Regions from separate parts of the Homo sapiens genome. Here region 1 is linked to region 2. Evidence: read pairs that join two places in POLR2A ChIA-PET (ENCODE). Cell type or tissue: MCF 10A. All regions are shown on one strand. Each heading gives the region's core, and the rest is flanking DNA. Links, peaks and the distances in the headings are about the cores only.

Evidence for each region. Peaks named below come from ENCODE experiments on the same cell type or tissue, not always from the same donor. Only the 100,000 strongest peaks of a DNase experiment are listed, where the experiment ranks them.
Region 1: POLR2A ChIA-PET joins it to region 2 with 6 read pairs; 1 of 35 experiments calls an interaction of 5 or more read pairs at or near these places.

What each region holds. Positions count from the first base shown.
Region 1 is chr6:166,358,041-166,364,323 of GRCh38, forward strand. No RefSeq gene overlaps it. Among named protein-coding and RNA genes, the nearest start is that of SFT2D1, 19 kb to the left of the region's middle. RefSeq lists an enhancer at 4,569-5,200. In MCF 10A, for the core only: no CTCF peak of the experiment used is centred there; DNase peaks (open chromatin) are centred at 2,401 and 3,181.
Region 2 is chr6:166,616,779-166,623,061 of GRCh38, forward strand. All of the region lies in intron 1 of RPS6KA2 (ribosomal protein S6 kinase A2), which reads right to left. Among named protein-coding and RNA genes, the nearest start is that of RPS6KA2, 7.3 kb to the right of the region's middle. RefSeq lists enhancers at 1,742-2,508, 4,169-4,669. In MCF 10A, for the core only: no CTCF peak of the experiment used is centred there; a DNase peak (open chromatin) is centred at 3,353.

The sequences.
Region 1 (6,283 bases), core at 472-5,471, 260 kb before region 2:
CAAGGTGGCAGGAAAAAGCCATCAGATTTTATAAATGGAGTTCCCAGTGTCAGTATGTTCATGTGTACCTATTATTTAGCTCCCACATAGAAGTAAGAACATGTGGTATTTGATTTTCTGTTTTGGAGTTATTTTAGTTATGACAATGGCCTCCAGCTCCATCCATATTGCTGCAAAAGATATGATTTCATTCTTTTTTTATGGCTGCATAGTATTCCATGGTGCACATATACTACATTTTCTGAATCCAATCATCTGTTGATGGACACTTAGATTGATTCCAAACTTTGTTACTGCAAATAGTGCTGTGATAAACATATGAGAGCACGTGTCTTTTTAATGATTTCTTTTCCCTTGGGTAGATACCTAGTAATGGGATTGCTGGATTGAATGGTTCTCTATTTTTAGTTCTTGAGCAATCTCTATCCTGTTTTTATGAATGTTGTGCTAATTTACATTCCCACCAACAGTGTTTAAGTGTCTTCTTTTCTCTGCATTCTTGCCAACATCTGTTGCTTTTTGACCTTTTAATAACAGCTATTCTGACTGATGTGAGATGGTGTATCTCATTGTGGTTTTACTTTGCATTTCTCTGATCAGCGATGTTGAGCATTTTTTCATGTTTTTTGGCCACTCGTGTATCTTCTTTTGAAAAATGTCTGTTCATGTCCTTTTCCCATTGTCTGTTTACTCTGTTGCCTATTTCTTTTGCTGTACAGATGTTTCTTGCATTATTTAAGTCCCATATATCTATTTTTGGTTTGTTGCATTTGCTTTTGAAGTCTTACTGATAACTTCTTTGCCTAGGCCAATGTCCAGGAGAGTTTTTCCTAGGTTTTCTTCTAGGATTTTTTTATAGCTTCTGGTCTTACATTTAAGGCTTTAACTCATCTTAAGTTTTGTATATGGTGAGAGCTTTGGGTCTCCAAGTTTTCCAGCATCATTTATTAAATAGGGTGTCATCATTTCCAAACTTGGCTCTCCAAGTTTTCCAGCATCATTTATTAAATAGGGTGTCATCATTTCCAAACTTGGCTCTCCAAGTTTTCCAGCATCATTTATTAAATAGGGTGTCCTTTCCCCAGTGTATATTTTTGTTGACTTTGTTGAAGATCAGCTGGTTGTAGGTATGATGCTTTCTTTCTGGGTACTTTATTTTGTTCCATTGATTTATGTGTCTATTTTTGTGCCAGTACCATGCTGTTTTGGTTACTATAGCCTTGTAGTATAGTTTGAAGTCAGGTAGTGTGATGCCTCTAGCTTTGTTCTCTTTGCTTAAGATTGCTGTGGCTATTCAGACTCTCCTTTGGTTCCATATGAATTCTAAGATTTTTTTTCTAATTCTGTGAAAAATGACATTGGTAATTTGGTAGGCATTGCATTGAATCTGTATCTTGCTTTGGGCAGTATGGTCATTTTAACAATATTTATCTTCCAATTACAAGCATGGAATGTTTATCCATTTGTTTGTTTCATCTATAATTTCGTCAGTGTTTTGTAGTTCTCCTTATAGAGATCTTTCACCTCCTTGGTTCAATGGATTCCTAGGTATTTTGTGTATGTGTGTGGCTATTGTAAATGGGATTGCATTCTTGATTTTGTTCTCAGCTTGAATGTTACAGGTGTATAGAAATGCTACTGATCTTTGCATGTTGCTTTTGTATCCTGCAACTTTACCAAAGTCATTTATCAAATCTAGGACTCTTTTGGAGGAGTCTTTAGAGATTTCTAGGTATAAGATCATGTCATCAGTGAACAGAGATAATTTGACTTCCTTTTTTCCAATTTGGGTGTCATTTCTTTCTCTTTCCTGACTGCTCTGATTAGGACCTGCAGTACTATGTTGAATAGAAGTGGGAAGAGTGGGCATCTTTGTCTTTAAAGTTTACAGTTTTTAGAGGAAATGCTTTCAACTCTTCCTCATTCACTATGATGTTGGCTGTGGGTCTGTCATATATGGCTTTTATTATTCTGAGGTATGTTTCTTTGATGTCTAGTTTGTTGAGTGTTTTTTATCATGAAGGGATACTGGTTGTTATCAAATGCTTTTTCTTCATCTATTGGATGATCATATGGTTTTTGTTCTTCATTCTGTTTATGTGATGAATCACATCAATTCCTTATATTTAAAATTGGGTAGAGAAGAAAAGAACTGAACATTTATCCTGCCTTTTCATTAGGACCCATGTTTGTGTATAAGTGAACAGATTTAGTTAATGGAGTCTACTCTATAGAAGGTGATCTAATAACTAGAAATGGGAAACCACCATTAAGCTACCCCATGGAATTATTAGTTTAGGTGGGAATTATGTCTTGGCTGAAATACTGTCCTATCTACCTCAGATGGATGACTCATTCAGAGAGCCTGAAAGGAAGAAGAAATGCGATTCATCAGGAACATAGGAGAACAGCGAGGTGTCCTGCTTCCTGCTAATGTACTAGCTAATGAACGTCTGCTAAACGCATGTCTGTAGGGAAGGCAGATTTTGACCTATGACTTTCATAATAAAGTTGTCAGGGAGTAGCTAATCCTCACCAACTTTTCTATGATTTCTGTTATATCTACCAAAAACAAAATAACAGCAAAACCCTGGGAATCCTACGTGACCAGCCCAGTTTAGGTCAGTTCTCAGCAGCTGCCTGAGGGAAGATCAGGAGGACTGCAGTTTTCTCACTGTGGGTGGCTCCTCTCCACAGACATCTGCAGCCTCTGCCCTCTCCACATTCCCAGGGGACACTGACCTGCCAGGGCTGCAGGCAGAGCCAGCTCAGTCTTTGCTGTCTAAATGCAGTCTAGAGTGCACTTCTCTTCTAGACCTTGAAGGAGAAATGATTATTTTTGAGCCCATCTAGTGTCTTCTCAGTAATCTGATGCAATTTCAGAGTATCCTCAGGTGTTGAAACAACTTGTACTTTCTTGTTAAGGCTTGTAAATTCTCCATATAAATTAATCTAAGAAAACATCTGAGAAATCCAATCCAAAAACGTAAAAACACGAAAGAGTAACTGAACCCAACTTGAAATTCGGAATGGCAGAAATTCACCATTGCTATGTGGAGTGTGGGAAGAGAGCTGACAAAACTGAGGTATGTCATAGTAAGCCAAGTGCAGTCAGAGGAGAATTATGAAACAAGAGACCGTTGATTTCTCCACCACTCCCACATGCGGGCCACTCTCACTGCGCATGCAGCCTGCAGTCATGCTGCCCAGTGCCAGGATTCCCACTGTCTAGGTTGAGAATGTTTGCTTGTGCAGGAAGTATTTCCCAACTGTCACCTCTGCCCCATGAAGTTATTGTAACAAAGAAAAGCACTGTCTCTGGAGCTGAAACCAACATGACACTTTACTGTTGACAACTAGCATGAACTTCATCTTGGAAGTTAGTCATGACTAACATTTGAGTCTCCTAACTTTCTTTATATTTTGTCATTTAAATGAAAAATATTTTGAGTTCTTGAGAGTTATTTTGAGAAAGAATGTTATATGGCAGTTTAAATTCTGAATATATATTGTTGGGCTTTTAAAGTAATCAAGTTCTGCATCAACCTAATCTTTGAGTTTTCTTTTTTTGAGACGGAGTCTTGCTCTGTTGCCCAGGCTGGAGTGCAGTGGCGCAATCTTCGCTCACTGCAAGCTCCGCCTCCCGGGTTCACGCCATTCTCCTGCCTCAGCCTCCCGAGTAGCTGGGACTACAGGCCCCCGCCACCACGCCCGGCTAATTTTTTGTATTTTTAGCAGAGACGGGGTTTCACCATGTTAGCCAGGATGGTCTCGATCTCCTGACCTCGTGATCCGCCCACCTCGGCCTCCCAAAGTCCTGGGATTACAGGCGTGAGCCACCGCGCCCAGCCTGAGTTTTCACATTTTACTTATCACCTATGATTACTTTAAATGCCGACTCTCTAATGGTTAATGAATTTCCATTGCCGGCAGTGTTCTCCACTAACACACATCAAGATACAAAGGCAATGACTTCTGAGATTATACTAAAGAGACCAGATCGGATTTCCAGTTTTTAGGATGAAACATCATGCATATTGCTCTCATAGTACAAACCAAACATTTGCCAAATGTGACAATGTATTTCACCAGTCTCTGGAAGGCAAGCTCTGGAAATTCCCAGGATGAAAGAGCAGCAAGAGCTTGCCTGGGGCCTAGGAATTAGTCTTGCCTGGGAAGTCTTCCACCTCCAAAGTCCAGAAAAAAGCAATTTAAATAACGGGTCCGTCTCCTTTTATTGCTCATAAGCTGAATTCTGAGGTGTTCTGAGTGCCCCTTTTGCTAACAACAGACATTGGATATGGTAAACTTAAAGCAACCAAGAACCATTAAAAACTCTTGTTCTGGGCCGGGCGCAGTGGCTCATGCCTGTAAGCCCAGCACTTTGGGAGGCTGAGGCGGGCAAATCACAAGGTCAGGACTTCAAGACAAGCCTGTCCACCATGTGAAAACCTTATCTACTAAATAAAAATACAAAAATTAGCCGGGCATGGTGGTGTGCACCTGTAATCCCAGCTACTCAGGAGGCTGAGGCAGGAGAATTGCTTGAACCTGGGAGGTAGAGGTTGCAGCGAGCCGAGATGGTGCCACTGCACTTCAGCCTGGGCAACACAGCAAGACTCCATCTCAAACAAAACAAAACAAAACAATGCAAAAAAACCCAAAAACTCTTGTTCTGGAATACAGTTTATCATGACTGGTCTCAATGCTATGTGAAATTAGGAATCAAATTCCAACAGTGGAAAAAGTCTCACATCCTTTCCCTACTGCTTCTAATCAGGTGCCTTGCATTCTTGCCTTCGTCTTTGCAAGTGCTCAGGGCTCTGTGCGGAAAGAGAAAGTGCAACAGTTAGAAGCTTCCTATGACCTCTAAGCGGGCCAAGTGCCGGTCAGTCCTTCCCCTGGTGAGTCCCTCGTCACTCTCTCTTAGGCACAGTCAGAAGCTGTGGCTCTGAGGGAGCAGACTCCACGCCACTCCTGCATCTGTGCCTGCTTTGACTGCGTCTGCACACTCGCAGGATTCCCTCAGCTCGGATGCAGGTTTTGGCCAGCAGGAATGACCTTACTGGCCTCTATCTCTCCATATTCTCTCCTCGGGAGTACCAGAAAAGTCCACTGAACCAAACTGTTGCCTTGGTTTTTATCAGGGCCTGTTCCTGCTCGAATCACCTGCAGTATCTGCTCCTGGTCCCTGGTGCACTGCAGGCTTCCACCTGGGCTGGCCGACAAGGCCGTGCCTTCAGGGAGCTGGCCGATCTCTGAAATGCAGGTGTGGAAAATCTCCTTGCTTCTTACCCAGCAGTAAAGGCTAGCAGGTTGGGAGTTTTTCCAAGGTGATGAAGAGAAACACCCCAAACCAAAAATCCTTGACAGTGGCTGACTCTACAGGGATAGGCCAAGGGTGGAGGAGACCTATGGGGGCTTCAGCTGCTGCACTCTATGCCCTGTGTCTCTGTAGAGTTAGAATGTCTCGCAAGTATTATTACTTGTATGATAAAGTAGAACAAGTGGTTTTAATTTAACCAATCTACAGCTCTTCATGCCAGTTTTTTTCACCATGCTCAGCTGTACTTAACTGTGGAAGCTGAGCCTGACGGAGCTGTGGCGTGGCAGGGTTCCTGCAGTGTCTGTCCTGCCATGGTCCCAGCTGCAGTGTGGCAGGAGCAGCGTCCCCAGACAGGTGTGTGCCCTGGCCCTGCCAAATACAGGTGTTTCACAGCTTCACAACCTGTTCCCGCCTCTATAAATAAATGACCAGCCTGCTCCACAGTGCTGTGTGAGGCCCAAATAGAACACATATGACAATGCTTTGTGAACTGTATAGCACCTTAAAAAGAAAATAAAAGTGACAGAATATGAAGCCGGGTGCAGTGGCTCATGCCTGTAATCCCGGCACTTTGGGAAGCAGGCAGATCACTTGAGGCCAGGAGTTCAGGACCATCCTGGCCAACATGGCAAAACCCCGCCTCTACTAAAAATACAAAAATTAGTCGGGTATGGTGGCGCATGCCTGTAATCCCAGCTACTTGGGAGGCTGAGGCAGAAGAATCACTTGAATCCAGGAGGTGGAGGTTGCAGTGAACTGTGATTGCACCACTGCACTCCAGCCTGGGCCACAGAGTGAGACCCTGTCTCAAAAGTGACAGAATATGGACCCTTGAGGGAGACTGCGCCTCACAGACTTCCCCTCTGCTCATCACGGGCTTCTCTGCTGCCCTCATCTGCTACCACATAGAGAATGGGAAACTATAATCAGATTCAAGTTGGATTTTTTTTTAAACCC
Region 2 (6,283 bases), core at 359-5,358:
CTGGGCTCACACAGGGGCAGTGAGCCCACTGTGGTGCCCATGGGGGGCTGCCCAGCAGGAGCCACAGTGCTGACCTAGCCCAGAGCCACCAAGGCCCCTGACAACAGGTGCCTGACTCTCCTAATCTAAGGTGCGCCAAGGCCCCTAACACCCAAGAGGAAGAGGAACAAATGAATGTGGGAGAAAGAACTGAGCCCAGAAGGTTCATGGGTCCAGGTACAGGAGAGCCCTTGACAGAAGCCCGGCTCTGCCTGACAGAAGGTGCCGGGCGCCCGCTCCATCGTGGGCCGAAGGCAGTCACAGGCTGGAATGTGCAGAGGGAAGTCATTCATCACAGAAACTCAGCGTCAGGAGTCAAAGACTTTAAATCTCACTATAAATCTCTATCAGCAATGTCACGAAGGCCATCTTCCTAGAATAAAACCTATTCTAGAAGCAACAGCTTTTAAAACAAACATCCTTATTGACTTTTCCTGTTTTTCTATTTCTTAAAAATTACCAGCATTAATACATGTGGAAATCTGTGCATTTTAAAAAATGTTGATAGTTTCTCAATCTTTTAAGATATTTTGTTGCTTTTAAAAATTTTTAAGTAATCAAAGTTGTTCGGGGATTTTTTCCCAAAAATGTTATTGTAAGATAACACTAGATCAGCTATATTGTGAGCCTAGATTAGACATTTTTTCTACAGAAAATTTTTCAAGGCCAAACAGTAGTTAGTAAGAAACCCAATGCCAGCACCACCTCATGCTGTTATGTGGTTCTCTCGTGGCTTCTGAGTAATTTGACTTACGCGACGGTTTTAATGACCTCCTCCTCCATTGGCGTCAGGTAAGCACCACTTTTTGTCTGCATTTTAACCCTCTACACCCAAGTCCTACTGATAATTTAGGCACGTAGTGAATAGTCAGTCCATGGCTAATTCCTAAGATAAAATGTCCTAAATGACCTCCAAGGACTTTGTACATATTAACCTAGAAGCTGCGAATTACATGGAGAATGGCCACGCATGGCTCGGGGGCAACGGTCCCGCAACAGCCACAGCTGTCTGTGGCTGCCGAGCAAACGCCAAGTCCAGCCTGCGGCACCTTCCTTCTGCACAAGCTTCACCAGCATTTTTAGCGGCACAGACCACAAATCAGCCCGAGGTTTTCTGTAAATTCACACACAGCAAAGAAGTATTATGGGGTCCAGGCTGATGACACCATTGGGGAGAACCCGTGTGCTCTGTCCCGGATGGCTGAGAGAACGTGAAGCTCTGCAGACTCGGAGCCTGGCCATGCAAGGGGACCTGTGATTCAGGACACTTCTTAAAACTCCAGAATATACCACTGTGGGTGACCAAGCCTTGAAACTCCAGAATGTTCCCACCATGGGTGGCCAAGCCACATCACAGGGAAGAAACCTTCAATGTGCTTTCTGTGCAGCACACTCCTCTCTTCTGTGATCTGAACACGAACCACCACCTCTAGGCTAGGACTCAGATGCAGTGAGCTCCACTATACCCACAGTCACATACGGACAGTAACTTCTCTTCCCGAATCCTGTCTGGATCCAAGTGTCCCTGGGCCAGAGTCTCCCTAAGAGACAGCCCTGAGTCCAAGCCCCTGAGAAGCTCAGGGCCATGCAAAGCAGGAGGCCTGGGTGTGGAAGGGGTATGGGTAGGGCCTGAGAATGGACTGAGGGGCAGACAGTTCAGGGAAGGGAAGATCACTGGGGTAGAGAGGTGACCTGGAGGGAGGTCAGCGTGGGCAGGGGTGAGACCAAGGAAAAGATTGACCATCACTAGAAGATCAGGCTCACAGGCAGTGAGAGGCCTTGGCTGAGTGGGAGGTGGAGATAGTAAAATGAAAACACGGGCACTACTCTATAACTCCCATGGCAATTCGGGCAAATGCCCATCACCTCCGTTACATCCAAGCTTCGGGAGGGTAGGACGAGCGTCTCAGACGTACATCTCTTCTCCTGCCTCACGCACACAGAGTGATTGTGGCCAGCTCATTTTAGCAGGTCACACTCCCTTCCCTCCATCAGTTGTTGTTCTGCTGTCATGAGCCTTGACACCGCAGTACGACGCGCTCAGGAAGACATCAGGACAGAGGTCTAGACGCTTACAACCCTGAGAGACACACTGGACGCTGCGCGCAAGAGCCCTGTGCATATGGACTCCGATTGACGCCATCAGATTCGCCCACAAGCCCTGTGCGTATGGGCTCCAATCGATGCCATCAGATTCGCGCACCAGCCCTGTGCATATGGGCTCCCATCGATGCCATCAGATTCGCGCACGAGCCCTGTGCGTATGGGCTCCCATCGATGCCATCAGCAAAGTTTTTTCACTTCTTTGTTGGGTTGTACTCTACAAGGACTTGACTGAGTCACACATCATGATCCATGCGTTTTCTTTGTTAAGATCTAGAAATAAGAGACAGACCCAACCTCATGCTGTGTCTCGGGTTCTCTGGAATGAAGGCAGTCAGCTATAGTCACCACTTTGATTCCCGCAGCCCGTCTGTTCAGTCCCTGAAGTGATGAGAAACCAAGAAGAATTCAAGAAGTCAAAGGTGTTCTAAAAATAAATGCTCTTTTGAAAGTTGTTTTGTTTGTCTGTGTTTCTTTCCTTCGCTATGTTCAAAGTCAACCAATCAACAGAGTTGCTTTAACAAGTTACAGGCAAGAGGGCTTCTCGTAGCACCTTTGCAAGCATAGTGTAGAACGCAGCAGTCTCTCCAGGGCTTGACCCTGTGACAGAGAGCCCAGGGCCCCAGGTGCCTGCAGGAGCTGACGGCCATGTGGCCTGAAGTCTTAAGGCTCGTGGAGGGCCTGCAGAGCCCCCTGGGCTTCCTGCCTCCTCCCAGCCTTGCCCGGCTCCCAGCTTTTCTCACACAGAGTCCTCTCAAAGCCATCTTCTCTGCTCCTCTTGTGTTTTACCCACAGTTCAGAACAAGAGGCTTCCTTGGTTTTTCACCCTCAGAAAGATTGTCCACATGATATTATGGATGTAAAACTATTTGGAAGCTAATATGATATCTGACCTTAGTTCTAGAGAACTAGTTGCAATTATCCTGGGCTGAGAGCATTAAAATTGGGACCTGTGCGAGCTTCTTAAGTAGTCGCTAGGGCATTTCTACCATAACCATTCCAAAACAAAGTCATTCAAAGTAAAATCCCCCCACTCCTCCTGTTATAAATTTGGCCTCACAGTTTAATGAGTAAAAGCTGCAAGCCCACAGGCCCTTGGCAGGATGTGTGGCCAAGATGTCTTGGTGCAAAGAATGTTACCGTGCACTTCGAGTGCAGAGACTGCTCTCCACAGCAGGCCCCAGGCTTGCATTCTGGCTAATGTCCATCTGAAAATTCAGATTGTGAAACTACAGCATACGAATCATTCCACAGGTATGAGGCCTGTTTTTCTTATTTGTCAATCTCATTCAAGCCTTTCTTTTCTTTGGCAACAGGAGGAAATACACTGGCCAATACCTAAGTACTAATCTTTGATTCATTTTTTAAAAATCTTGCTAATTTCATACAGAAGACAGAATAACTGAAAGAAGAAACAATTCTTTTCTCTAAAAGGCTAGATAATTTCTACCAGTGCCTTCTCCTTTCTCCCAACAGTCCCCACTCAGCCATTCCTTGTGGGCTGATGCCAGAAACAGCGTGGAAAACAAGTCTGTTTTCCAAGAGGGGCTATTACCACGAATTATGTTTAAAATGACAGCATCAAAGATTAAACCATCATTGTATATAAACTTAACATAGCTATAACCTAGGAAAAGCTAGTTTCATGGTGATAATACTAATTAGAAACAGATGTGTATTCAAAGGGGCAAGGAAAGAGGCTGGCAGGAGAGAAAAAACATTTTTCCCCCATAATGTAGTGCAAGAACCTTTACAGATATGGTCTCACCAAAGTCAGCTTTGTGCAACACCACGGATGCCAAGTGCAAGCTGTCCTGACAAGGCACATTTCACTGATGAAGCATTTAATAAATTGCAGATAACCCTTATTACAGGGTTACCCCTATTTTGTAGCTGGGGAGACAGGTGCTCAGAAGGATTCAGTGGTTTGGCAAGGGAGACAGCAAGAACACTAGGGCAGTGTGAGGTGGCTGGGAGAAGGGGCAGCCGGCAAGGTCAGGCACTTCCCACGGCAGGAGACTGGCACCGAGCAGGGGCAGGAGGGAAACAGGGACACCACCTGCTCCATGCCTGCAGAATCCTACCTCCACGGGGCAAGGCAAGGGCAAACCACCCAGCCTGGGGAGCTTTGCACACCAAGGCTCATAGAGGAAGACTGGCTAGGGAGCATTCGCCGAATGGAATCAGGTAGGGCTCTCATATCAGTAGCATTCTTGGGAACACCCTCTGACTGATCTCCAGGAACGCATGCAAATGACTGCATAACATATGCAAATGACTGCATAACAACAGGTACACATCTTGGCTGGTCGGAAACACTGCTTCTGGCCTGCTTGGTAATAAATCCTAGGTGTATGGTTACGCACATTTGTCCTCCACGCCCTGATATGCAGGTGCCTCCGGCTTCCTTGTAGCTGCACCATTATTTTCCCCTAGCTAAGCAGTTAGCAGGCAAGGCTTCTCACGCAGCTGCAAGTCAGATGTGATTAACAGTATTTCATATGGAATATATTTGTGTCTGATCCATTTGCTTGATTAAATCACACTGTAGCTTAACAGCCTATTTGTTGATAATTTTTACTTATTTGAATTCAATGTAATAGCTTTTACTAGTGAAAATATATCAGCAAACATAAAACGCTGAGAAAATGCAACACAACCTAATTCAGTGTAATCAGAAATAAAAGCAGAGCATTCTAGAGAATGCTGCTAGTCTTAGACCAGCTCTGCTTATTTAATAAGCACAGATCCTTGGAGCAAAAAAGGTAGAGTATTTCTGGCTAAGTTACTGGTTACCAACTCCACGTCATACAAAGTAAACTCATCCTGGTCCCCCATATCAAAGGAGCACTCTCCTGGCAGCTCCCTGAAGGTCCCCAAGGCCGCACACATCTCTGGTTGACCCGAACGTTGCCTTCATCCTGAAGCTACAGCCCTAAAGCCTCTTTCCTCCCCTTCCCCTTCACAGCCAGCAGCCCTGGAAGCTGCCTCAGAGAGTTCATACTTCTCCCACCCACTATTAAATTGCCACTTCTGAGAAACTATTTGCCCCACATGTGAGAAACAGAATGAAATTCCAGGTAAATGGTAAGTCAGAGGATGTGAACATAGTTCCTTTTTTATTTAATGGGCTTCCACTTCATTCTTCTACTTCTGAATGCATGAAAAATAGTCTGAACAGTCTTTGCTGTGCTGGGTGTGGCCAAAGACAGTCAGCACGTGGGTTTACGGAAAAGGACGGGCAAAGCAAAAGGGGCAAAATCTCACTACGTTTAGTTGTCTTTTCACATCGTTTAAAAAAACAACAACACTATTTCGGGGATTTTTCCTGAACGTAAAGAGAGAAAGTATGTAATGAAATTCCAAGCATAAGGCATATCACAGAAATTGTGACCACAAATAAGGAATTAAGCTTAATGTCTTTAAAATGAGTATATAAAGGAGCAAAAAGAAGAACAAATTCCAATTCAGTATTCACTAATATGGACTATTTATTGTGGTTTTTTTTTGGCTGTCAGAAAATCCAATAAAATTAAGATAAACATAATTTCTTTGGGAGCATTTATTGAGAGTACCTGAAAATTATCTTAATTAGAAATGGTTTTCTTGGAAACCACCCAAGATCTAGAAGAAGAGCTCACCTATCATGCCCCAAGAATAAGCCTTAGTGGTAAACTTTCCAGGAAGCTTTCTTTTTATCCATGACTGGAGCCAATATTGTTCCTGATGCTTGCTAAGAGTCCCTTCACACTTCCTTTATTAGGATACCATGTTTTCCTTAAAAGGGATGAGCAATTAAAATGTCTTTATATGTACAGATAGATGAATTCTGATGATCTGTGACCACCAGAAATAGAAATAAATTGACAATTGATCTAATCAGACCATTTAAATCCAAAGCTGCCAATAATTTCACAGCACTTATACCCTGATAGCAAGCTTCTTTTGACTTGTTTGCCTCTATTGTTAGACATTAAGCTCACTGAGGGCAGGGATCCTATTTTTATGTCCCAGTTGCTTAGCACAATGCACACAGTATGTGCTAAAATCTTTTGAGTGTATGAACAATTGAGCAAATAGATAAATAAAACGAAATTCTCCTTCCACTCAGCAGTTCATCACTAGCAATATCCCAGGTAGA